Regions from separate parts of the Homo sapiens genome. Here regions 2 and 3 are each linked to region 1. Evidence: read pairs that join two places in POLR2A ChIA-PET (ENCODE). Cell type or tissue: GM12878. All regions are shown on one strand. Region 1 overlaps MXI1 (MAX interactor 1, dimerization protein). Region 2 overlaps ADD3 (adducin 3). Region 3 overlaps ADD3-AS1 (ADD3 antisense RNA 1).

Evidence for each region. Peaks named below come from ENCODE experiments on the same cell type or tissue, not always from the same donor. Only the 100,000 strongest peaks of a DNase experiment are listed, where the experiment ranks them.
Region 2: POLR2A ChIA-PET joins it to region 1 with 7 read pairs; 3 of 35 experiments call an interaction of 5 or more read pairs at or near these places.
Region 3: POLR2A ChIA-PET joins it to region 1 with 8 read pairs; 2 of 35 experiments call an interaction of 5 or more read pairs at or near these places.

Annotation. Positions count from the first base shown.
Region 1 is chr10:110,271,292-110,279,291 of GRCh38, forward strand. It overlaps MXI1 (MAX interactor 1, dimerization protein), which reads left to right. Exons shown (of 6, transcript NM_130439.3): 4 at 7,889-8,000. Among named protein-coding and RNA genes, the nearest start is that of SMNDC1, 30 kb to the right of the region's middle. In GM12878, no CTCF peak of the experiment used is centred here; DNase peaks (open chromatin) are centred at 2,320 and 3,050; H3K4me3 peaks cover 294 bases; H3K27me3 peaks cover 244 bases.
Region 2 is chr10:110,056,560-110,064,559 of GRCh38, forward strand. All of the region lies in intron 1 of ADD3 (adducin 3), which reads left to right. Among named protein-coding and RNA genes, the nearest start is that of ADD3-AS1, 52 kb to the left of the region's middle. RefSeq lists enhancers at 3,407-3,466, 3,517-3,626. In GM12878, no CTCF peak of the experiment used is centred here; a DNase peak (open chromatin) is centred at 3,488; H3K4me3 peaks cover 768 bases; H3K27ac peaks cover 651 bases.
Region 3 is chr10:109,945,279-109,953,278 of GRCh38, forward strand. It overlaps ADD3-AS1 (ADD3 antisense RNA 1), which reads right to left. Exons shown (of 5, transcript NR_038943.1): 4 at 1,918-1,998; 5 at 281-1,017. Among named protein-coding and RNA genes, the nearest start is that of XPNPEP1, 26 kb to the left of the region's middle. In GM12878, no CTCF peak of the experiment used is centred here; no DNase peak of the experiment used is centred here.

The DNA of each region.
Region 1 (8,000 bases):
TTTGGAGGTCCTGGTGTTGATTGTTACCTCAACTTTGGTGAGTTAGAGAGTCCCAGAAACATCCACTAGAAGTATTACATCTCTCCTCCCCACTGTGTGCCAGTCATTCTGTTTATTTGAAAAACAGAAATGACTAAAAGTATGGATTCACTCTCAATTGAAATACAGTGTGATTAGTATGAAATCAAGTATCATCTGAGGAAGGAGTATGGCAAGGATGATCTTGTGGAAGAAATTGTTTGGCCATGGCCTGAAAATGAGTTAGATGCCCACCAGGTGGACATTTGGAGAGAATGCATTCCAGGTAGAGATATTGGCAAGTATAAAAGCACATTTGGTTATGGAAGAGGTTTGCAAGGGTATGAGTTATGGGAAATGAGGCTGGAAAGGTGGTAGGCAGAGGACTAAATTATAGTCTTCAAACAGGTAAAGATTATACTACTGACAACTTGAAAAATCGTTATAGCATTTAGCTCAGTGGTATAATAAGGCACTATTGTTTACTGATGATAATTGTTATTGACTGAGTGGCACTTCATGTTCTTCATATTTCTGAGTTGTAAAGACTAAATGACATTTCAGCCTATGTGGTATCTGTGTAGTTTGAGAAAGAATATGTGACTATTTTGTCATCATTAATTTACATCTCCCTTTCCTCTCTCTTCCATATCTTCTCTCCCTTCTCCCCTGTCCCTTCTTTTTCCCTCTCCAAACCTTTGAGAGACATAATCCCAGCCATGAGTCAAAAATGATGTTCCAAAGTCCATAGTGATGTGTTGTGATTTGCTGTAGCAGTTTGAACATAGATTCCTGGAGGCCCTGGGATGTAGTACAGGTTGAGCATCCCAAGTCCACAAATCTGAAATGCTCCAAAATCTGAAACATTTTGAGTGTCAACATGACTCTCAACAGAAATGCTCATTGGAGCATATCAGACTTAGGATTTTTGGATTTGGGATGCTCAGCTGAGTATAATGCAAATATTCCAAAATCTGAAAAAATGAGAAATCCAAAACATTTCTGGTCCTAAGCATTTCACATAAGGAATACTCAACCTGTCTGAAATAATATGAAATTTGAAGTCTTCTTTTAAAAACACATTTTGCATTATCTGTGTTTGTTTTTATATAAAATATTTTTCTTCCAAATTTTTGAAAAAATTATGACTTCTGGAAAGGATAGTATAACCCTGTGGCTTCAAATATCCTCTGGCTCAGTGTTGAATACCTCTAGAGGTATATATAGCCTATGCTAAGAACTATTTATATTTTATTGAAAGAAAGTGGTTTTAAAAAGTCTCCCAAGAATAAGTAACATGCATCTCAACCATTTTAATTCTTATTTGTATACAGATAAGCCCTTTCATGCTGAGGCTGACAATGTGACAGAATAATTTATATTATTATATTATATATTATATGTAATTTGTAGAATTTGCAGCTTTATTATACCACTTGTTAATATTTCTATTTGATTATTTTATAAGATACCAATTAAGAAGGCTATTTAAGTGAAAGCTGCTTTTTTGAAAAGTGAGAAGAGAGTCCCAGCTATTTTCCTAAGTTTTTATTTCTGTCATCATTGAGTCCCATGACTACCACAATCAGATCTGACACTAGGGACCTGCCACTTGCCACGTTACTACCTGGGAGTTAACAGTCTGTTTATTTTCTGTGAAGTAGATAATATATGAGTTGTAGGTGAAACATACGATTATCAAATGCCATTTTGTAGAAATAGCTTGTTTAGCTTTTTTTTTTTTTTTTTTTTTTGTGAGATGGAGTCTCGCTCTGTCACCCTGGCTCGAGTGCAGTGATGCGATCTCGGCTCACTGCAACCTCCGCCTCCCAGTTTCAAGCAACTCTCCTGCTTCGGCCTCCCAAGTAGCTGGGACTACAGGCATGTGCCACCACGCCTGGCTAATTTTTTGTGTTTTTAGTAGAGATGGGGTTTCACCGTGTTAGCCACAATGGTCTCGATCTCCTGACCTCATGATCCGCCCGCCTCGGCCTCCCAAAGTGCTGAGATTACAGGCATGAGCCACCGTGCCTGGCCTTTGTTTAGCTTTCTTATTTCATGAACCGAATAAGCTGAACAGCAGAATATGATCATACATGTTTTAGTAAATAAAACTCATGAACCACAATATGCTTTTGATATATCAGGATCCATTTTTAATGTCATTTTTCATTAGGAAAACAGGCAGGCAGGGTTTTTTGGGGGGATAAATTTGGGTTTTCAGAAGATTCTCAACACATTAAGTTTTAGAGACACTTTGGTATATATGTGTAGGAAAAGTAGCTAGCTGCTGTCACGTGCAGGAGTGTGTGTTGGGAGTTGAGAAACCTGGCCACAAGCCACTGCAGCTTTGAAGAATGTGGCTCATGAGAGGACTCATAGTTCATTACGTAACATTCAGCAGAGCGGAAAATATAAGCACTGTCTCCATCACTTGACTTGCTTTCCATTTTGATTTAGTTATCTGGTAAAGTCTAGGTATCCTATAGTGGAAGAATGAAAGACAAGCAGGTTCCAATGAAGGACCATGCTTCCAAAGGCATCAGCCAGTGGATCGTTTGTGGGGCCAGGCGGGGGTTAGATCTATTATTGTTGGACAGGGGTATTAGAGTTTTGAAAGACTACTTGAAAAACATAATCAAATGATACTTGGAGTTTGTTCCGAAAGGGTATTCTTTCCTCTCTCTTCCCACAACAGTGTGCGCTTCCTATTATAGTTGATATACCTGTGCTTTAAAATAGCACAGCTACTAGTAGAGGCCATTTTATACCAAAATCATTTCCCTTCATGTTCTGTGGTACATCAGTTTGGCAGTAGAGGTTACAGAGTTTGAAATCAAAAGGAGCATTGGTTCCTTCAGGGAAAAATGATACCAATCTACCAAAATAAAAGCCAAACAGACTCTCATTGTTCTTTATCCCACAAGGGGCTTGCCCTTTTTGAAGGTGTGGTTAATTTTGATAGGACTCTTCTCTCTAACAGGGTTAGTGGCTGGGAATTACCTTTTCCCCTGGGCAAAACCCACTTTAAAATCTCATTTTAAAACAGAACTCAAAGTGTCTTTGAAAATAAAAGTACTTTGGGAACTCTTCATTGTGTAACCCCATCCCTCTCAGCAAGGGGACTCCAGTTTTCTCACAGGGCACTTCCTGCTGCAGTACCTAATTCTAACTTTGTTTTACTATAACTCATGCTAAAATAGGAAAGGTTTCAGCTTTACAGTTTTTATTAGCTGTTCATGTGTTTTTAAAAAGTATGTGTTAAATAAAAATAAAGTAAATGTCCACCAAGGAGCTAAATTTTTAAAAATCAGTTTCCATTAAGTCTAGTTCTATAAATGTTTCAGTACCAGGTTTTTTCTACTTGCTGTTTGTCTAATGTTCATCATAATATTCAGAAGAGCAGCCTTAACTTTCCCCAACCTTCTTTCCCTTCTTTTACTAGAGGTGCAGGACCATGCCTTTCATGAATCGTTATTCTCTATGTCAGCTCTTCTCTCCCTTGGAGACTTGAAAAACATCATCATATGATACTTGCAGTTTTTTTCCTCAGTGAATAAGGATTTTTTTTTTTTTTTTTTTTTTGGTGGAGTCTCACACTGTCACCCAGGCTGGAGTGCACTGGCGCGATCTCTGCTCACTGCAACCTCTGCCTCCTGGGTTCAAGCGATTCTCCTGCCTCAGCCGACAGAGTAGCTGGGATTACAGGCACGGACCACCATGCCTGGCTAATTTTTGTATTTTTAGTAGACACAGGGTTTCACCATGTTGGCCAGACTGGTCTCGAACTCCTGACCTCAGAAGATCCACCCACCTCGGCCTCCCAAAGTGCTGGGATTACAGGCATGAGCTACCGCACCCAGCCTGTGAATAAGGATTTTCAAATCAAACCAAGCTTTTTTCTTCTATTGCTTGTCCTTTTTCCTTCCCCCAAAGTCTTACAGCACCCATGATTTGGCAGCCTCATACAGGAGGCTCTTGAGCTACCAGTCACATGAGAATGAAGGCAAGAAAAGAAGGGACCAGATGGCATCAAAAGATATGCCTTTCTAGGTCACTGGTGGTTAAGCTTGCAATCTGGTTACCAACAGGGAGACTTATGGGGGAAAGGGTGGAGAGCAGCATCATTGAAAAGGAAGAATAATTTTGCCATACAATTGCTGTTCTAAGAATTTGCAGGAGAGAAAAAAAACTTAGACACTGAGGAGAATCGATTTTTCTGATTTAACTCTTTCCAGTTTACAGTTACAGGGCATCCATTGCTCTTGGAAGGGTACATTTACCTAAGTGGCAGCTAAGGACATGTGGTAACTGTGTGCATTATTTGGATGGGACTCTCCCTCTTGGTCAGCTGCTGTTCTTCAACTGCCATTAACCATTTGTTATTCTACTCTCCAAATGCCTGTTTCATTTAAATACAAAAACTTAAGGAAATGACATGTATCTTCCACAGGTACACCTCTGTCCACAAGAGCAGAGGAAATAATTCACTGTTCATCTTTCATATTAATACCGATTTTGGAGGACTGTATTTACAAAATATGAAGAATGGCATCACTGGCCTTTGTGAGATATCTCAGGGTATATTTTCTTGGTGTAAGCTGTATCTCAGAGCAGATGAATAATTATTTGACAATAAAATGTTCAGTAGTGGCTAAAAAAAATATCTTTTAGAGCATTCTGCCTTCCCTGTTCATTTAGGCATTTTTCAAACTTTGGTCTGGGTACCTCCTGATTTGTCGGTGCATTGCAGATCCTCAGACAGCTGAAACTAGCTGATTATTTCCATATAGAATTCCAGCTCAGTTGTTTTCCCTTGAAGGAGAGAAAATAAGGCATTTTAAATTTTATGTTTAAACTTGGTCCCAGTCTATAAATTTAGGTCCTTTACTTTTTAAATTACCTAGAAAATCCTCGCTTTTTCATACACAAATTCTATATTATTCAAGTCCAAAGTCAAATTTGAACCTCTTTTACAGGTCTACCTCCTCCAATTACAATCTCTCCATTTATTCAGATTTTTTCAATTTTATGTTTAAACTTGGTCCCAATCCATAAATTTAGGTCCTTTACTTTTAAAATTACCTAGCAAATCCTCACTTTTTCATAGACAAATTCAATATTCTTTAAGTCCAAAGTCAGATTTCAACCTCTTTTACAAGTCTCCCTCCTCTGATTACAATCTCTCGATTTATTCAGATTCTGTTGTCCTTGATATCTGTATGACTCATTCAGTATGGACCAAATGAAACAAAGTAATATGTTTCTTTCTGTAGTCTTGAGTGTAAACTCTTAAAGTTAACATTTTTTTTTTACTTTTCCTTCTCAAGCAAGTGTCTGGAACAGTGCTGAGTATGTAAAATCCATGTAATAAATACATGGAATGATTAAAGAGAGAAAAAATTTTAATATGTTAGTTATTTTCATTCTAGGTTTTAGCAAGTATCACAAAACGGAAAATAGACTCACCTTTCTTTTCCTTGATGTGAAAGTTTATGGAATCATTTTGATTTTCCTTTCTTTCTTTTCTTTTCTTTTTTTTTTTTTTTCTTCCTGAGGCAGAGTTTCACTCTGTGGCTCAGGCAGAATGCAGTGGCGCCATCTTGGCTCACTGCAACCTCCACCTGCTGGGTTCAAGCGATTGTTGTGCCTCAGCCTCCCGAGTAGCTGGGATTACAGGCGTGCACCACCATGCGCAGCTAACTTTTATATTTTTAGTAGAGATGAGGTTTTACTGGGTTGGCCAGGCTGGTCTCGAACTCTTGGCCTCAGTCTGCCCACCTTGGCCTCCCAAAGTGCTGGGATTATAGGCATGAGCCACCATGCCCAGCCCATTTTAAGTTTCTTAAAAACTAAAAAATAAAAGATAATTCTTACATATACTGAAGTTTTGGAGTTAATTTGAACCAAATTGACAAGGTATTCTTGCGGTAATGTGCTTGTTAACTTTACTAGTTGCTTTGTTGAGTTTTTTAGAAGACTGAATTTAAAGCAGGATTGTCTATTAGTGTAGCTGCCAGTCTTTGTTTCCACGCTCCAGTCATATTATATGAGTGCAGTTGTTATCATATGCCATAATAATCTTAATGAAGAGTTTAAAGGCACTTTTTACTCTGGTGTTTTGTTGTTGTTGCTGTTTGTTTGCTTTTTTTGGTCTGCTGAGCAAGAGCACTGTGGTCACATGAGAATCCTCACCTAAGAAATTTTCCAGTTAAAAATGAAAATTTTGTTAAAGGTTCTATGCATTTGGGTAGTACAGCAGGGGAGGAAAGTGACTTTGAAGTTGTTAAATATCATTAAGGAGAATCCATTGATATACCTTTGATTTAGGGATTCCTTTATCCACACCAGTTACGTCAGGTTTCAGCCTGGACCCAATTATTAGACCTGAGGTACTGAACTCAATAAAGAAATTTGAAATGGAAATACTGTCAGACCTTTAACTATAGTTAGGTTAGTAGGTGCTAGAAGAATCTTAATTCATTAGCCAAACCTCTGACCTCACTACCCTTAATCATCCTTGCTTGTCATGACATAATTGGCTGCTTATTGCCTTCTCCTACCTCTCTTTTCAAATTGCTAGCCTTTGAGAATTTCACTTGACATTATTTCTTGTCTATTAAGACAGAGAAAGCGCATAGTTTGGTGTGTGAATTAGCAAAACCATTTTAGTCCTCTTTCAGAAGAGAATGGAGGGTGTGTGTTTTGTTCTTGATGCAGTTAAGACAGTTACCAAAAGTTCAATTATAGGTCTTTAAGGACTAGGGGTAAACTGTGAACGTATTTGTGGATTTTCTTTTCAGATATGCTGTTAACTGCTGAATTACCTTACCCCTTATGAAACACAGGACCAAAGATGTGGACTAGTATTGTTTTAGGATGAAGTTAAATACTCAGAACTCTCTCATCACCATGATCATAGTTCTTTTAGGGCACAGGGAAGGTAAATCCATGAGGTTCTCTGCTAGCATTTCTAGGAGAAATTTCCCTCAACTTTCCCACAGGAAGGATAGATTAGAGAATGCAATGACTTTCAGTAAGTAATTTTTGTCACCTGTTGTCCTTGTGGATTGGAGGCAGGTAGTGAGAGAGACGAGAGAGGAAGAGAAAAAAGAAATAAAAATTAAGCTAACGAGCTAGCACACTTAGATAGGAAGCAGGGGATTATTTTATGGGTTATTTCTGTGGCTAGAATTGACCACAGGGCATATATTTTGTCTAACCCTACCCTAGCTGGTCACAGAATTTTGCTGTTTCTGTTGTATTGGAGTATAAGAAATCAACATTTTTATAAGTGAAAAGTGGTTGAATATCAGAAATTTCATGTGGTTCAAACTAATATATAACAACATGTAACACACTGTAGGATGGCTACAGTTGTAGAGAGGTAGGGTGTGTGTGTGTGTGTGTGTGTGTGTGCCCACACACGTGCAAGCAAGTAAAAGGTGGGAGGGGGGAAATAGAAACTTGTGAGCATATTATATTCCCTTGGGGTACCATAGCTGAAAACCTCTCCTCTCGCCTGTGGTTTTAGTTATTCAAGATCAAATACAATTGTCCTGGTATGTTTTCACACTTCCATATTAATACAGTTGAGACAGTTTATGGGGTGAGTTAAAAAATAAACCATCTTGACAGAGATTACCATTGGGGATAATAATCTAAAGTGAGTGTTGTCTAAAGAGTACAACAGAAATAGCAGAGACTGAAATGCGGCCACCCCTACATTCTTTGACAGTGGAGAATTAGGGGTGTGACATCTATCCTATAGGCTGAATAAATGCAAATTATTGTTTATCTTAAAATAGGTTTTATGATATTTCTAGTGAAATAACCAGACTGTGCTGATTTGACTTTTTGTCTTTCTTAGACGAGCTCATCTGCGCCTTTGTTTAGAACGCTTAAAAGTTCTGATTCCACTAGGACCAGACTGCACCCGGCACACAACACTTGGTTTGCTCAACAAAGCCAAAGCACACATC
Region 2 (8,000 bases), 210 kb before region 1:
TTATGCTTGGGAAATAAATGGAATTTTTTACAAAATAATTACAGGACTTGGAGTAGAAAGTGAAAAATTAATTTTGTGGTTTAGAGTATTAATTTGCTCTAAGAGTTAATAAAAGGAAATGGGAAATGGACAAATCAGATTTGTCTAGTCAACACTGAATAGATTCCTCAAAGTATTGAATTTGAAACAATTGGCACACATTTAAATTCTAAGATCTCTATAGCGAGTAAAACTTGAAGTTACTTTTTATCTCACCTTCCTCAAAAGTACCCTTAACCATGCACCTGGAGCAAAGGAAAAACCCTTTCTTTTTATTGGTCTTCTTTAGCTATCACAGGGACTATTTGGGCAGTGGCTATACTAATGGGAAGATGGGATTATAATTAGGTTAGTTTTCGTTCTTTCTAGACCCATGTCTTTATTTGAAAGTTCTTTGGATTCCTGTGGTCAGTGATACAGGGAAACTCTAGGTTCTTAACAGTTTCCAATTATTTTCTCAAGAATTCCTTAGGTTGCAAAATATTTTGATGCCTTTATGGATAAGAGATGGGCTGGGGTTAGTGACCCAGTGCATTTTTTCATACCCCCAATTCTCCCCATATCAACCCTTTCTCTACCCGACTCTGCACTTCTCTAATTGGGTATTATGTGACAACTAACTCTTCTCTGCATTGAATATATTATATTGTTACTTATCCAAAAATAGTTGCCAGTAATTTTTCCTAGTAGTTCTGGAAAATTCCTCTTCCTTAAAGATGCAGGAAAACAGTTTTACTGACCAAGAGGTGTTTTTTCAAAGACCCAAGTTGAGAACTAATGCTTTCAAACTCATGGCCTCAATCAGTCCTCCTGCCTGGGTTTCCCAAAGTGCTGGGATTATGGGCTAAGCTACCACTCCTAGCCAGGAACTAATGCTTTAGATCTACTGGTACTCAAACATTATTGTTCTTTGGAGTCACTTGGTGCTTCAAAATTATTGATGTCTAGGTCTCACTGCTGAGATTTTGATTTAAATGGTGTCGGTGCAGTCTGGGTACTGGGATTTTTTTAAAGCTCTTCATCTGATTCTAATTTGCAGTAAAGTTTGAAAACCACTGCTCTAGTCAATAAAACAAAACTAGGCAAAACTCCAGGAAGGCAGGAAGCTTGTTCTCCACTGAGACCCCAGCATGTAAAATGGTAAACAGTAGGCACCCAACAAATATTTTTTGTTGCAATGAAAGAATATACTTTTTAAGAATCACTGTAATTTAAAGAATAAACCAAGCAGTGATTCTTTGAAATAATCCATAGGAGCTAATGATAAGTTAGTGATGAAGTATGGATTCTTTTGTGTATGTATGTAGAAAAGCTGATGCTAGATAATCATTTTCAAAAATTATAGATAAAAATCTTTGCATGAATATCAAGTGGAAATATGCTATCATTTCCCTTATGCATATTTGCATTTAAAATAACCCACAGGGACAAAATGATTTTCCCACTGAAGCTAACTCTTACCATGAAATATTTCTTTGATTTAGTTATTTTCTCCTTTATCTCCTGAAGATTTTTTTTTTTTTTGGCTTGCCATATGCATGCTATTTTGCTTTTCCTTTGTACTTTGGGTTTTTGTGGTGTATTTTTTGAGGAGGGAGATTTCTTTTGCAAATAAAGGCAGCACTCTGTCTCTCCTTTTTTCAGGAAACACCTTTTTTTCTGTGTGATGCAGTCAGTTTTTGTCATTTCCACTTTAACGTGAACTAAGAAGTCATCCTTTTCCTGTGAACAGGAAATTTCCCAGCTGTTGATAAACTGTGGAGCCGCCTGTGAAAAAGGGCAAGATCTCAGAATTCCTTCTCTCGATTCTACATGTTCTTTATTGCTTTCTACATATTGCTGATCTTTTCATTTCTAATGTGTACCATCTGATTGACGAGATGGTGACTTCCTGTTTGAGAGTTAGCTCCATTCTTTGTGTATCATACCCACGGTGATAGTACTTTGTGAGGACTGTGGCAACAGTGCTGTGCTCTCCTCTGATGTAAAGGGTAAGCTGGGAAATCAAGACATTGAAAGGAGTATTAATTTGAAAATAATTCTATAGCATTTTCTTGGGGAAAAAATGCTCACCACCTCCTCTCTTTTCTAAACACACCATTTGAGGATATCACTATTTCCTTTGTATTGAGCCTTTTATGTATGTTGAACTATCATTTGGAATATGATCTGCTGATGTACCTGGGCACCTCTAATCAGCATCTAAGTATCTAGCTCATGATTCTTTTCAGTATCACAAATCCATTCTAAAGTGGAACTGTAGGAAGGATCTGTCATATTACTGTTAAATTATCATTGGTTGCAAAAGTTTTCCCAGTGCCTACAACACTGTCTTCCTTCTTTCCTTGACTCTCATCTTTTAAAATTATAGTTTATAAGTGACATTTAATTTATAAATCACTTAAAAATTACATTAGATCCATTGTGAAGTGCTCTCTTTTCACCTCCATTACCTTGGGCCTGGGTTAGGTGCCTTGTCTGTTAGCTGACACAGGATCCTATGAAAGATAAAGGAAATTCTATTTTTTTAAATTATATGTTGGTACCATGGAAACACTTTCAGAAATGGAAAACTAAAGATCACCCATACAGGCCGGGTACAGTGGCTCATGCCTGTAATCCCAGCACTTTAGGAGGCTGAGGCAGTTGAATCACTTGAAGTCAGGAGTTTGAGGCCTGCCTGGCCAAAATGGTGAAGTCCTGTCTAAACTAAAAATACAAAAATTAGCTGGGCGTGGTGGCGCATGCCTGTAATCCCAGCTACTCAGGAGGCTGACGCAGGAGAATTGCTTGAACCCGGGAGGCAGAGGTTGCAGTGAGCTGAGTGCGCGCTGCTGCACTCCAGCCTGGGTGACAAAGTGAGCAAGACTCTGTCTCATAAATAAATAGGCCGGGTGCAGGTGTCTGTAATCCCAGCACTTGGGGAAGCCAAGGCAGGCAGATCACGAGGTCAGGAGTTCGAGAACAGCCTGGCCACTATCACCATATAGAGACACCCCATCTCTACCAAAAATACAAAAATTAGCCGGGCGTGGTGGCTTGCGCCTGTAGTCCCAGCTACTCGGGAGGCTGAGGCAGAAGGATCGCTTGAACCCAGGAGGCGGAGGTTGCAGTGAGCCAAGATGGTGCCACTGCATTCCAGCCTGGGTGACAGAGCGAGACTCTGTCTCAAAAAAAATAAAAAATAAATAAAGATCATTCATACAAGTATGAATTTCTCAAAGGCCAAAGTTGGTTTTGTCTTTCTTGCTACAACCTGTTTATTCTGAAGAGTACAACCAAACACATTAGTCCCACATGGCTTTTTATTTAGGGACATCATGATGAAAGGTTATTCTGTGGACTCTCAAAGTACTTGTCATCCATAGACTTGCTGACACCTCGTCAAGGCTACTTGAATGGGTGTATTACACAGGCTTGGTCAAAGGGTTAATGCATGCTAGAAATGTGAAGTGAAGGGAATAGAGTTGAGGCTTGGGAACATTTATGTTTTTTAGACTGCGACTTCCTGTTCAGCTGAGAAGATAGTCCTGTAGCTTTGCTGTTAGCTAAGGAGACAGTCTTGTAAGCTTGACAGATCACAGCTGTATCCTGTACTTTGTGTGAAAATGTACTTGCTTTCCCTCCTGTTCATTTCGTTTTTCTAATTTCCTAATATATTAACGTTTATTCCAGTGTTTGATGGAGTAAGAAGTTGGGTATATGCCCACATGAGAATGTGAATAATAGCTAAGTACTAGGTTGTAGGCAGATAGTGGATTAAATATGGAGTGTGTGTGCTGCAAAAACTAAATGACAAGGAAAACCCCCCCTCTGAATAAAATTTTACAAGAAAGTCCCAAAAGCACTTGGATATTTTAGCCTAGTGCTATAATTGAAGCAGTTGTCTTATTTCTTTGCAAATCAGATAATTTCTTTATAAAGAATCAAATGCTTGCTCTGTGTTCTAACCATTCCACCATTTTATTCTCTCTCAAAGCTTGAGGACAACTTCGGGACATTTCTTTCATCTCACTATCCTAAAAATCTTTGCCACTGGAACAATATTAAACTACTTCCTTCCTTGGGATTTTGCACTCTGTCTGAGCCTAATATGCTAGTAGATTGTGTCTATCAACACAAATTCATTTTTTGACATTTGGACAGACAGAACTTGAAGTTTTTCAGTATCTCATCTCATTTGAAGTGGATGTTTCATTGTTGCTATAGAGGAATGACAATTACCGTGTTCTATAGGAGGTGGATTCCAATTTAAGCATTCTTTCCTGAGAGGCAACTTTAAATTTTATAGAGTAGAAAGAGTACTAGCCTGAAGTTAGGTTACGCACATTCTGTATGACCTTAGATAGTGACATTGGGCACCTCTGAATTCTCACAAGTGAAAAGAAAGAATTGGACTAGATGACCTTTAAGGTCCTTTTGACCGTATTTGACATTCACTGAGCCTGAGCTTTGTGCTATGACTATGTTGTCCCTCTCATTGTATTAGTGCCTATTACTCTGAAAAACCCACCGCTATATAATATGAAAGATGAGAAAGAGGTAAGCCAGCTGAGCTGTTTAATTTAGAAAGATGGAGCCATGGTGTTCCAGATGGTGAGGCTCATCCAGCAGAGCCATAAATGACAGCCAAAGTAGATACAGGTAATGCTGATGGCTTCCTGACAGTGTATGTAGTAGAGAGGGACTTATGGGATTGACTTACTGAATGACAGTTTTATTGGTGTAGTGCAGCCTGGAAAAGGGTTGTCAGTCTTTTTTTTGGGTGGAGTGGTGGTTTCTGTGTATGTCCCCTTAATGCTAATTGATGTTGAAAGTATAAATGAGACAGGATTGACTGGAGTCAGCTTTCCTTTGGGAAAGCAGAATGATAGCATCTTCAAGAAGTACTTTTGCAAGGTATAAAGCAAATAGGTACTGTACTTCATAGACACTTCTGCAGTGCCCATAAGTGCTGAAATAGATGAAATTCAGGTGCTTGTAGAGGAAGGAATATCCATTTGCACAGAGACCTAACTTAACAAATGGACTGGCTAATTAAGGGTTAACTATTTGCTTTTCTTTTGTATTGCTGTATTATCTTTATCTGGGTACCATAATCATCCTTGTAAATTTCTAGTCTGAGATACATTCTACACTAGACCCATTATAGGATATTAGAATTGTATGAAATCTTCAAGGGCATCTAATTCAGTCCTCTCATTTTCACTTGAGCAAAGTGAGTGCTAGAAAGACTGAGTAACTTAACCAAAATCATTGTGGGAGTTAAAATCAGAGCTAGAACTGGAACTAGAACCTAGTTCTGCTGACTACTAGATTTTTACTGTCAAGAATGCAAATTGGCCAGGCCAGACACGGTGGCTCACACCTATAATCCCAACACTTTGGGGTTCCAGGGCAGGAGGATCACTTGAGCCCAGAAATTCGAGGCTAGCCTGGGCAACAGGAGGACACCCCATCTCTACAAAAAATAAAATATCGAGGCCAGGTGCAGTGGCTCACGCCTGTAATCCCAGCACTTTGGGAGGCCGAGGCAGGCGTATCACCTGAGGTCGGGAGTTCAAGACCAGCCTGATGAACATGGAGAAACACTGTCTCTACTAAAAAAAAAAAAAAAAAAAAAAAAAAAAAAAAAAAAATACTAAGTTAGCTGGGCATGGTGGCACATGCTTGTAATCCCAGCTACCTGGGAGGCTGAGGCAGGAGAATGGCTTGAACCTGGAAGGCAGAGGTTGCGGTGAGCCAAGATCATGCCATTGCATGCCAATGCAGGCCATTGCACTGCAGCCTAAGCAGCAAGAGTGAAACTCCATCTCAAAAAAAAAAAAAAAAGATAGCTGGCTCGTGAGGGTGTGTACCTGTGGTCCCAGCTATTAGGTGGCTGAGGTGGAGGATTGCTTGAGCCCAGGAGGTCAGGGCTGCAGCGAGCTGTGATCTCACCACTGCACTCCTGCCTGGGCAACAGAGCAAGACCCTGTCTCAAAAATTAAATAAAATTAATACAAACCTACCTTTATATATTTGAAAGTGTGAAATGTACCCCCAAAATTTTCAAAATGGTAACCGATTTTAATAAATTAGTGAAGAAGACAAAATTAGTTTTTTCTAGGAATCTTCCTCCCAGCCTTTGCTCTTCAATAACGTATCAGAAAGTAGCATTCTACCAGCAGATACGTTTCCATATCACACTCTACCAGATTCTTAAACTATGAGATAAAACAGTATTAGGCAAAAGTAGCATAATATGGATATAAAATTTCTATTACACTGAGAATTCAGAAAATTCTCTTAGGACAAGATTGGATAGGGCAAGATTGTGTAACCCTGAAATGTGTTAGTCTTGAACAGATATTTCGGGATCTGTTCTGATTATCTCTCCCCAGCAGAAAGATTGTGATTAAGGGAAAAAATAATTCTTAATTATTTGTTGTGGGTTAGTGGTTACATGCAGGTTTTTGTTTTCATTTTGCATAATTTAGTTTCGAACAATGTCTTCATTTTTTTTAACGACTAGAAGGCCTAATTTAGATTTTAAGTGTTTTGTGAATGTGTTGTTAATGTTTCTTATCACTGAAAAATGGCATCAGGAGCTGAAGATGGGAGAAGCTGTTGAATTCAGACAACAGAATGCATTAATACTGTAACACTGCTGTTGGCCACAGTGATTGAACATTGTGATAATTTATGCTGCACTATGTATTTAAATCCATTATATTGTTGAGGTGGAGAAGCGGAGTTAAGTAGTGTACTGATTTCAGACCTAAATTTTCTTGAATTTCTTTATTTATTATGCCTCCTTGCTAAGTAGTTGATATTACATGGATCACTTACATTTTGTATAGGAGTATATATAGAGCTCATATAGGAGAACTTAGATTACTTCTTATAAGAAATTGGATACGAAAATGCTTTGGTTTTGTGAGAAAGAGGATTTAACAGTGTCTCCAGAGAGCTAAGCTAACCAACAGAAAAAATGGCATCAAGTTATAAATTCTTGCTATAGAAAGAGGGGAGGCTTTTCTTTCTTTTAAATCACTTAATTTTTTCAGATAAACTTTTAAATGCAAGTTTAACATATATATAGAAAAGTACAGAAATCATAACAGTACAGCTTGATGAATATGAATATATATATTCATTATATATATATATATATATATATATATATATATATATATATATATAAAGTGAACACCGTGTGTAACCTACCTAAGTCAAGAACTAGAATGCTAGCAACACCCTGCTCTGGGTTCTCAGGCATTTCTCCTCTCTCTGCAAGGCAGCCATAATCCTGACATAATTTAGTTTTGAACATACCATATTCTAAATTCAAAGTTTAGTTTTGAATACCATAGAGTAGTGTTGCCTGTTTCAGGATTTTATATACATGGAATCATTCAATATCTACTCTTTTGTCTCCAGCTTCTTTTGCCCAGCATTTTTTTTCCTGTGGGATTTGTCTGTGTTGTTAAATGTAACAGTAATTCATTCTCTTTATTGTATGTACTGTATTCCATTTTATGAACATAAAATAATTCATTTAGATAATGGTCATTCAGATTGTTTCCAGTTTGCATCTATTAAAAATAATTCTGCCATGAACATCCTTGTTGTATGGTTTTTGTTGTTCATATCCATGCAGCTCTTTTGAGTGTATTTCTGGGAGAGGAGTGGCTGGCTTACAGGGCATGTGTGTCTCCAACTTTTGCAGGTAAGGCCAGTTTCCCAAAGTATTTGTACTAATTGACATACCAACTCTGAGTTCCAGATGTTCCACATCCTTGCCAGTACTTGATATTAAGTTTTTTGTTTCTGTTTTCATTTTAGCCACACTGGTAGGTAGATAGTGGTATCTCACTGTGGCTTTAATTTTTATTTCCCTTATAACTAATGATGATGGGCACTTCTTAATGTACATACTGGGTTTTTGGATGTGCTTTTGCAAAGTGCTGTTCACGTCT
Region 3 (8,000 bases), 330 kb before region 1:
TAAACATACCTTTGTATGCACTGGGAAACCAAAAAATTCATGTGACTAGCTTTATTGCAATATTCACTTTATTGCGGTGATCTGGAGCTGAACCTGCAATATATTCAAGGTATTCCTGTACTTGTAACCAAAACATCCTCAGTGATAGAACTAGTAGTAGATCCTCAATAAGTATTTTTTGAATTGAACCAACTTGTAAAAACGCATTAATTATACATTGTCCTTCAAGTGATCCAATGCCTTGATCCCATTAAACTACACACATCTCATTAAGAAGCACTTCAGTGGCAGAGATTGTTTTATTTTTTATTTATTTTAGAGGTTTACAGTAATCATAGGCCTCATGGGGTGCCTCAGATCACACGATGGAGGCAGCTAGACATGCTGCCTGCATGTGAGCCCAATTCTCTCTCCATTTCAATTTCCTTGTCTCTAAATCCAAGTGATAAAACTTGCACTTCCTTCTACCACCCCAGGGTCATGAAAAAGTTAGGAAACCAAACGTATTACATTTTATAAGGTTTGTTTTCCACTGCAAGAAGTGTGGATGCTATCTATATAAAGTGAGACTCCTCACATTTGGAGGGGCAATTTCTCTCTTGGGAAACTTGTGAGAAGAGCTCTTAGGTTGGCTCCTTACACTGATGAAACCTCTAATGAGGTGTCAAAACCACAAACAAAACTATAACACATGATGGCCAAAACAAACTTATTAAATGCTGATAAAATCGTTAAGATGAGTAGGTTGAATTGGATCAGAGGTTTTTGACCATATTGTGCTAACACACTGGTGAGTCACAATCCCATGTGCCATATATGTTATAAGTACTTGCTCACTAATAATTGTCCAAATTTTTTATTTACTATAGGGAACATCTGTTGGTTTTGCCCACTCTGCTTCCATTCTCCCATTTTCTAGTAACGCCCCTCAGTCTTCCTTTGGGGAATACTCCCATAGCCCCTCTTAGTCCATGTGGTTCAAATGAGGCCGATGCCACCTCCATCCCCACTTCCATCCTGGAGAGAAAGAAAGAGAAGATGTAGTCCTAGGCAGTCAGCATATCCCACTGCCCTGAAAACAGTGGCTGATTCAAGGATAGGGGACAGTGATTCCAAGTCAGTCCAATGAGTCTTAATCCTAGAACTTAACACTGAAACTATTGGGAGAAGAAAGCTCTCTTTTCACAGAGGGTGCTAAGCTTTGGGGATACAAACCGAAGCCTGCCAACAGCCATTTATCACTCATGAAAAGACTCTGTCTGACAGTGTCGATAGAAAGAAAAGTAGAACCTAGAGATGAATAAATAGTCTAAGTTCTGACAAAACCATTTGATCCCCTGGATCTAGCCAGGACTAAAGCCTCTACTGCTGGATATTCTTTAATTTCACGAGTCAATAAATATCAACTCTTGCTTAAGTTGGTTTGGGTCAGGGTTTTGTTCCATGTGAGAATCCTGAGTTTGCATTTTTGAAAAATAAATTAGAGTGAAATCAAGGTTACCCTTATAATAACCTCTCTCACTAACATTCTGGTATGCTTTCTTGAGTGAGTGAGAGTGGAGTGGAGAAGGAGCCAATGCCAGCGATGGCATTTTGCTTGCCGTTTAGGTGCCTCTTAAAGTGAGAGACCAAAAATCTGAGCCACCAAAGTAATGTGTCCTGCTCCTGCCCACGATTCATCTGTGCATCTTCACAAGATAAAAGACTGAAACCTCTTTACTATTATTTCTGAAGTTCCTTCCAGCTCTATAGCTTCCAGAGTGTCTAAATGACTTTTATCATCACAGTGCAGTTCTGTCTATGGCTTTTTGTATTTCCTAAAGCATTCCTGCCCAACCCACAGCAACATTTGCACTTAGACAACCCTAAGCAGTCAACAGCCCTTATAATACCACTTCACAGATGAAGAAACTGAACCTGAGAATGGTGAAGTGACTTGCTCAGCCACAGAGCATGGGAAACTCAAGTTTGCTTCCTAACCAGCTCCCTTTCTTCCTCCTGCAAGGGCAAAATGAGATCATAAATAGGAAAGCACTCTGAAAAGAAGGAATCTCTATTGATGCCAGATGTATTATTATAAAGCCAAACCTAAGTATAGGGTGACCTTGTTATCACCCCCAGAGGTGGAGATGCTTACAGATCTGGCCGGTTTAATCTCTGGATACCCTGGGGAGAGTATCTGGGGCTTTCTCCAGTAGGGTTAAGTTTTGCATGTTCCCGACATCACTTTCTCCAGAGGGGACCCATCAGAAAGAAAAGAGTGACATCCCCTCATTCCTTAAAAACATCACCCCCTCAATTTTGCACAACTCAGGCCAACCCAAACGTCAGAGGGTAATAGTGTTGATGTCAGGATTCAAAATTTATGGACAGTGTGGACATATGCGATGGTTTGTTTGGGGAAATGGATTTGTCATGTGCAGGATATATGGCACCAGATAAAACATCCTGACAATATTACACGATTGGGGAGGAGGGGGTGCACAAGGATATTATTTTGAAAATACACTGTTATGACATTTTAAAAATTCCAGAGTGAATGCTGAGAAGATCCAGAGGTTAATGTGATGCTGGAACATGCAGCTGTGCAGGACCATAAAGAGTCATCCATTTTGTATCACAAAGTACATTTTTCATCTTCTTCTCCCTCAAATCATGGAATTGGGGGCAGGGATATTGTAAGCAAATTTGATTTAAGTACATTTAAAGGAGACTAATACAAAAGTAATAATAAAGATTCATCTTTTTGAAATTTTGAAAATAATCCAAGCTGGGCGTGGTGGCTCACGCCTGTAATCCCAGTATTTTGGGAGGCTGAGGCGGGCGGATCACGAGGTCAGGAGATCAAGACCATCCTGGCTAACACGGTGAAACCCCGTCTCTATTAAAAATACAAAAAAAAAAAAAAAATTAGCCAGGCATGGTGGTGAGCGCCTGTAGTCCCAGCTACTCAGGAGGGTGAAGCAGGATAATGGCGTGAACCTGGGAGGAAGAGCTTGCGGTGAGCCATGACTGCGCCACTGCACTCCAGCCTGGATGACAGAGCGAGACTCCATCTCAAAAAAAAAAAGAAAAGAAAAGAAAAGAAAAGAATCCAAATAATCTAAAAATAAAAATTTGTCCAAAATTGCAAGATTTTTGACCTGCAATCCCAGCAAACTATAAACTTTGCTTCTTCTCTTGCCAGCTGGCCAACATAAATGGCTGCCATCCTTTGCCAAGAGGACTCTTATATCATGAGATTTGTTTGTTTGTTTGTTTTCTACTCATCTGAGGTCTCATAAAGTGCAACCCTAACAAAATGCAGCTTCCTTATACTTAGATGCAGTAAAGTTTTTCAGAGGGCCTGTTATATATAGGCTTTCACATGTCTGCTATTTTAAACCTCACAATAGCTCTAACAGGTAGATAACGCCATCCTCATTTCACAGAGGAGGAAACGGAGGCTTAAAGGATTTGAGTAGCTTGCCCATGGTTATGTAGTGAGGAAGTTGCAGAGCCAGAACTCACATTCAGGGCTTCTATCTCCTCTCCACCACAACCACTCAAGCCAAAAGAGATGAATTTGACTGCATTTGTGCATATAGTCATTGTTCTCCAGGCATGTGTCAGACACTGTGCTAGGCACTAGGTCAGTGAGGATGGGAAGATTCCAGAACCAAGATTTCATACGGGCAGGCAGTGCTATAAGGCCTAGGGTCAGAAGTTCCAGGTCAGTTCCAGCAGGTATCAGTATCTGGAGATATGCATGGCAGTGAGAGATGGACAGGGGTGGGGTGGGTCCCCTTCGCCTGGATGGTGTGTTGAACAGCACAAACAAAGCTAAGAGTGCTTCCCTTCTAGGTTAGGTTACCTTCACACCAGAAATTATGGAGATTCATTGTAATGATAGAAATAGAAATAAGAAAGCTCAGCCAAGTTGGTAGGCCTCTCGTGTGAACCAAGCTAAACCACCAGACCGCACAGAAAGAAAAAAATCCACGGCCCAGCCTAGGGAGTTTGGGAGTCTTAGGGAGTTTTGCTCTTGGTTTGGGATCTGGAAGCTGGTAGTCAAATCAGCAGGTTATCTCATGGACTTTCAGGTCTGGTGCTGACTGGTCCCTGGCATCCTACCATTACCATGCCTCCGCTGTTTCCTTTCTCTCTCCTTCTACTTCAGCGGCTCCTGTTGCAACTGACGAAGTCCTGATTCCATCCTTCTTCCCTCCCCATAGAGCAGCTTGTTCAGGACTTCTACGACTTCATGAATTGTATTTACTGTTTTTTTCTCTCTATGTATCTTTTGGCTTTTTTCTTCCTACCAACTGATTCTCTCACTCTCTCTTACTGATTATTCTCTTACTCTCTGACTACTGAGGGAGAACCTCTGATTTGGTTCACTTAAACACTATTTCCCTCTAGTGCAAAGGTCTTGCACCAGGCTACTTTTTAGACTATGGGCCAACCTATGCACTAGCTGACCTTGGGTCAAGTGCTCACTCCTGATCCAATTAGCTATGACGTTGGGGATGGGGTAGGGGTGGGGTCCTATGGGACACAGCATGACCACCTACCTGTGCATAAAGAGCTTAAGGCCATTTCCTCAGCAAGGAACTGTAGGTGTAGGGTTGCCAGATAAAAAACAGGATACACAGTTAAATCTGAATTTCAGATAAACAGTGAATAATTTCCTAATAGAAGTATGTCCCATAGATGGCATGGGACATGCAAATATTATTTATTGCTAAGCTGAAATGTAAATTTGTTGCTAAGCTGAAATGTAAATTTAACAAGGTGTCCTGTATTCTTATTTGCTAAATCCAGCAACCCTATATAAGGGGAATTATTAGAAGAACTTGTAGATATCCCTCGAAGGCTTGGCCAGTTCAAAAAAGAAAGGAGGTAGGAGAACCAAGGCCATGGATGCAGAGAAGGACATCCAAACTAGTCATCAAAATCAAGAGACAGGAAGCAGGTATAGGAAGCCACAGACAATAAACCCATAGATCCAGAGAAGGAATCCATGGGTGTGAGAAGTAGGAGGAGGGTGGTCCCATGTACATGCCTGATGCACAAAACTGTTGTCCCCAGCAAGCTTGTAGGTGATCTCCATGGGCAACATGTGGGAGGGGGTTCTGGAAGACAGGCAGGCAGCAGGATTCTGCTCATGGGTTCATCCAGACAAGGGACATAACCTGTGCCTATCAATGGGAAGAGGGAGATGTTAACGACATTGTCCAATCTCCAGGACAACTTGGCTTACAAAACCATAGCACAGAGAATACAGAGCAGAAAATGTAAGCAAAAGTTCAATTGTTTCAATTAGGCAAAGGTAGCCATAGGCTGTAGTTCAGGAAGCAAGCAAGCCTCTGGGACATAAGCCATGCCATTGGGATACTGGGCTCAGATGAGCACAACTAAATTGAGGTCCTACTTCTGCAGGCTGGAGACTCCAACCAACCATCTGCCAAGATAAGGGTGGGCTCAGGAACCAAGGAAGGGTTCGATTTCCTAGCAAGTGAGGCAAAGGAAGGCTGGGCTTGGCAACTCACAGTGCTATAATTTTTTCAACTTTCACTTCCTGGGACGCTGGGGAGTCAAACCAGGCTGAACTTCCCAGAGTTGGGCCTGGACATGGAGCTGAGAGAAAGAAAGTCTGAGACCTGAATGAATGGGGAGCAGGAATCAGATTCAAAACAAAGTTTCAGCAAGGAAAATAAGGCAAGATCACAGGAGTAGTGAGGGAGACAAGGCCTAGAAAGATCCTCTCAGATAAATGTCCCTAGGGCACCTGCATCAAATCTGTGGGCAGGCAGATAGGAGTGAAATGGTTTGGGCTTTGGTTTGGTTTTTGATCATGTTGCACCACAATCCACACTTTATATACTAGTTTACCTTTACTAGGTAGGTTGCATGCTAATATTTCCTAATCTCTAATCTCTTTTATTTCATTTCTATGTTATTTAGAAATATGACTCACTACATTGATTTCATAGCCCATTAATGGGTCATACCTCATAGTTTGAAAAACATCAGCTTAGATTATATTCGATATACCTTTGGACTATTCATTTTTTTAATCACTGGCCCTTGGTAATGCCGTGTTTTGAAATGTCTGCCTTTCTCATACAACCCCTTCTCTGAGAACAGTTTCCCATTTCCCCCAGATGGGCTCTCCAAAGGCATTGAGGCTCTGGACATATGTGCCTACAACATGATGTTTCCAATCTGAGCATATCTGATTGGAGAAGAGAGGACAACTGGCCCAAAATGGACCACCAAATGTTTTCCTCCAGAAATTTGGAATTTGGCCATTGAGATTAATAGTTAGTTGGATGGTGGGTGGTCCTTGAGACAGGACTATACAACATATGGTTGTACAGGTTGTGGACTACACAACTATAGAAATTACCAGTGACAGCCAGGTGCAGTGGCTCACACCTGTAATCCCAGCACTTTGGGAGGTCAAGGTGGGTGGATCACAAGGTCAGGAGTTCGAGAACAGCCTGGCCAATATGGTGAAATCCCACCTCTACTAAAAAAAAAAAAATACAAAATAAAATTAGCCGGGCGTGGTGGCACATACCTGTAATCCCAGCTACTCGGGAGGCTGAGGCAGGAGAATGGCTTGAACCTGGGAGGCGGAGGTTGCAGTGAGCCGAAACTGCACCACTGCACTCCAGCCTGGGTGACAGAGTGAGACTCCATCTCAAAAAAAGAAAAAAAAGAAATTACCAGTGACATAGACTATAGGTAAAAGGTGCTCCCTAGGGTGGCTTAGTGTACAACCTATACAACTGTACATGACAACCCCGCTGGAGTTGAAAGTTAATTTAGTTCCAGGGCTAAAATGACTGCATTCTATCAAGTACATATGAAACAAGGTTAAAAAAAAAAAAAAGCTTTTATGATATTACCAGCTAGAACCTAAATTTATTTTAGGGAAAGAATTATCTTTGTATATGAAAGTACCATGATAAGCTGCTCAGGAAATCCTTCAATAACAAACATAAGTTGATGCCAAGACATCAGAGAAGGACAAAAGACATTCCACTGGAAATAAAGAAGAAATCTTCTCAGTTTTTCTCCTAAAATGTAGAGAAAGAGTTGAGCAATCCTATATTAGGAGGAAGCTGGTAGACCTGCCTGGAATGCCAATCTATAAGCAGTAGTGAAACCTCATTAGGATAATTTAAATGTCACCAAAAATGCAAAGAAAATTGGAAAATTTAGGCTAACAAAACTCAGAAAGAGAAGGGTACATTTTTAATGAACACTTTGATAAGCCATATGGGGTTGGGGTGAGTCCCCAGGGACATGATTGCATAAAGACAGATAGTTGTTTAAAACAAACAAACAAACAAACAAAACTCTAAAAAGGGTGGGTTGAGCAAAATCCATTTATTCTATTTTATTCTATGCATTTCTTCTATTTTAGTAAGTTGTGCATATTGGGGCCAGAGCTGAATTGCTCAGGATGACAGAGGCTGAGTGTGGTCCTTCTACTTTGCTTTGTACCCCAGGCAGGATTCTGCCTCTCCTCCAAGTAGCAATTTGAAAAAGCATCCAATTGTTAGATTTCCCAATGTACCAACTTGTTAGTCTTCCCAGAATATCCAAGGGCTTTTGATGGCTCTTGGTACAAGTAAAGGGGAAAATGACAAATAGAGGGAGAGAGAAGAATGAAAACTAAGGAGACAAGTTGGGGCCAGGTGAAGTGAAGGGCCAGGGATACTCACCAGTGGTAGGTGACTTCAGGGTGGTGACACGTCTGTTTCATTTGAGGTTTGCACCCCTGTGAGTGTAAGCCCTTCCTCTACTTATTCCTCACCAATTTCTCACTACAATCTCTTACTCTCATAAATAATTTGTGTGAGTGTGAAGTACATATGTATGCATGTGTAACTCAAAGGAAAAAAAAAAAAAGGAAAAAGGGTGGAACAGAACAGAGACCAGCCAGGTACGGTGGCTCACACCTGTAATCCCAGCATTTTCAGAGGCCAAGACAGGAGGATTGCTTG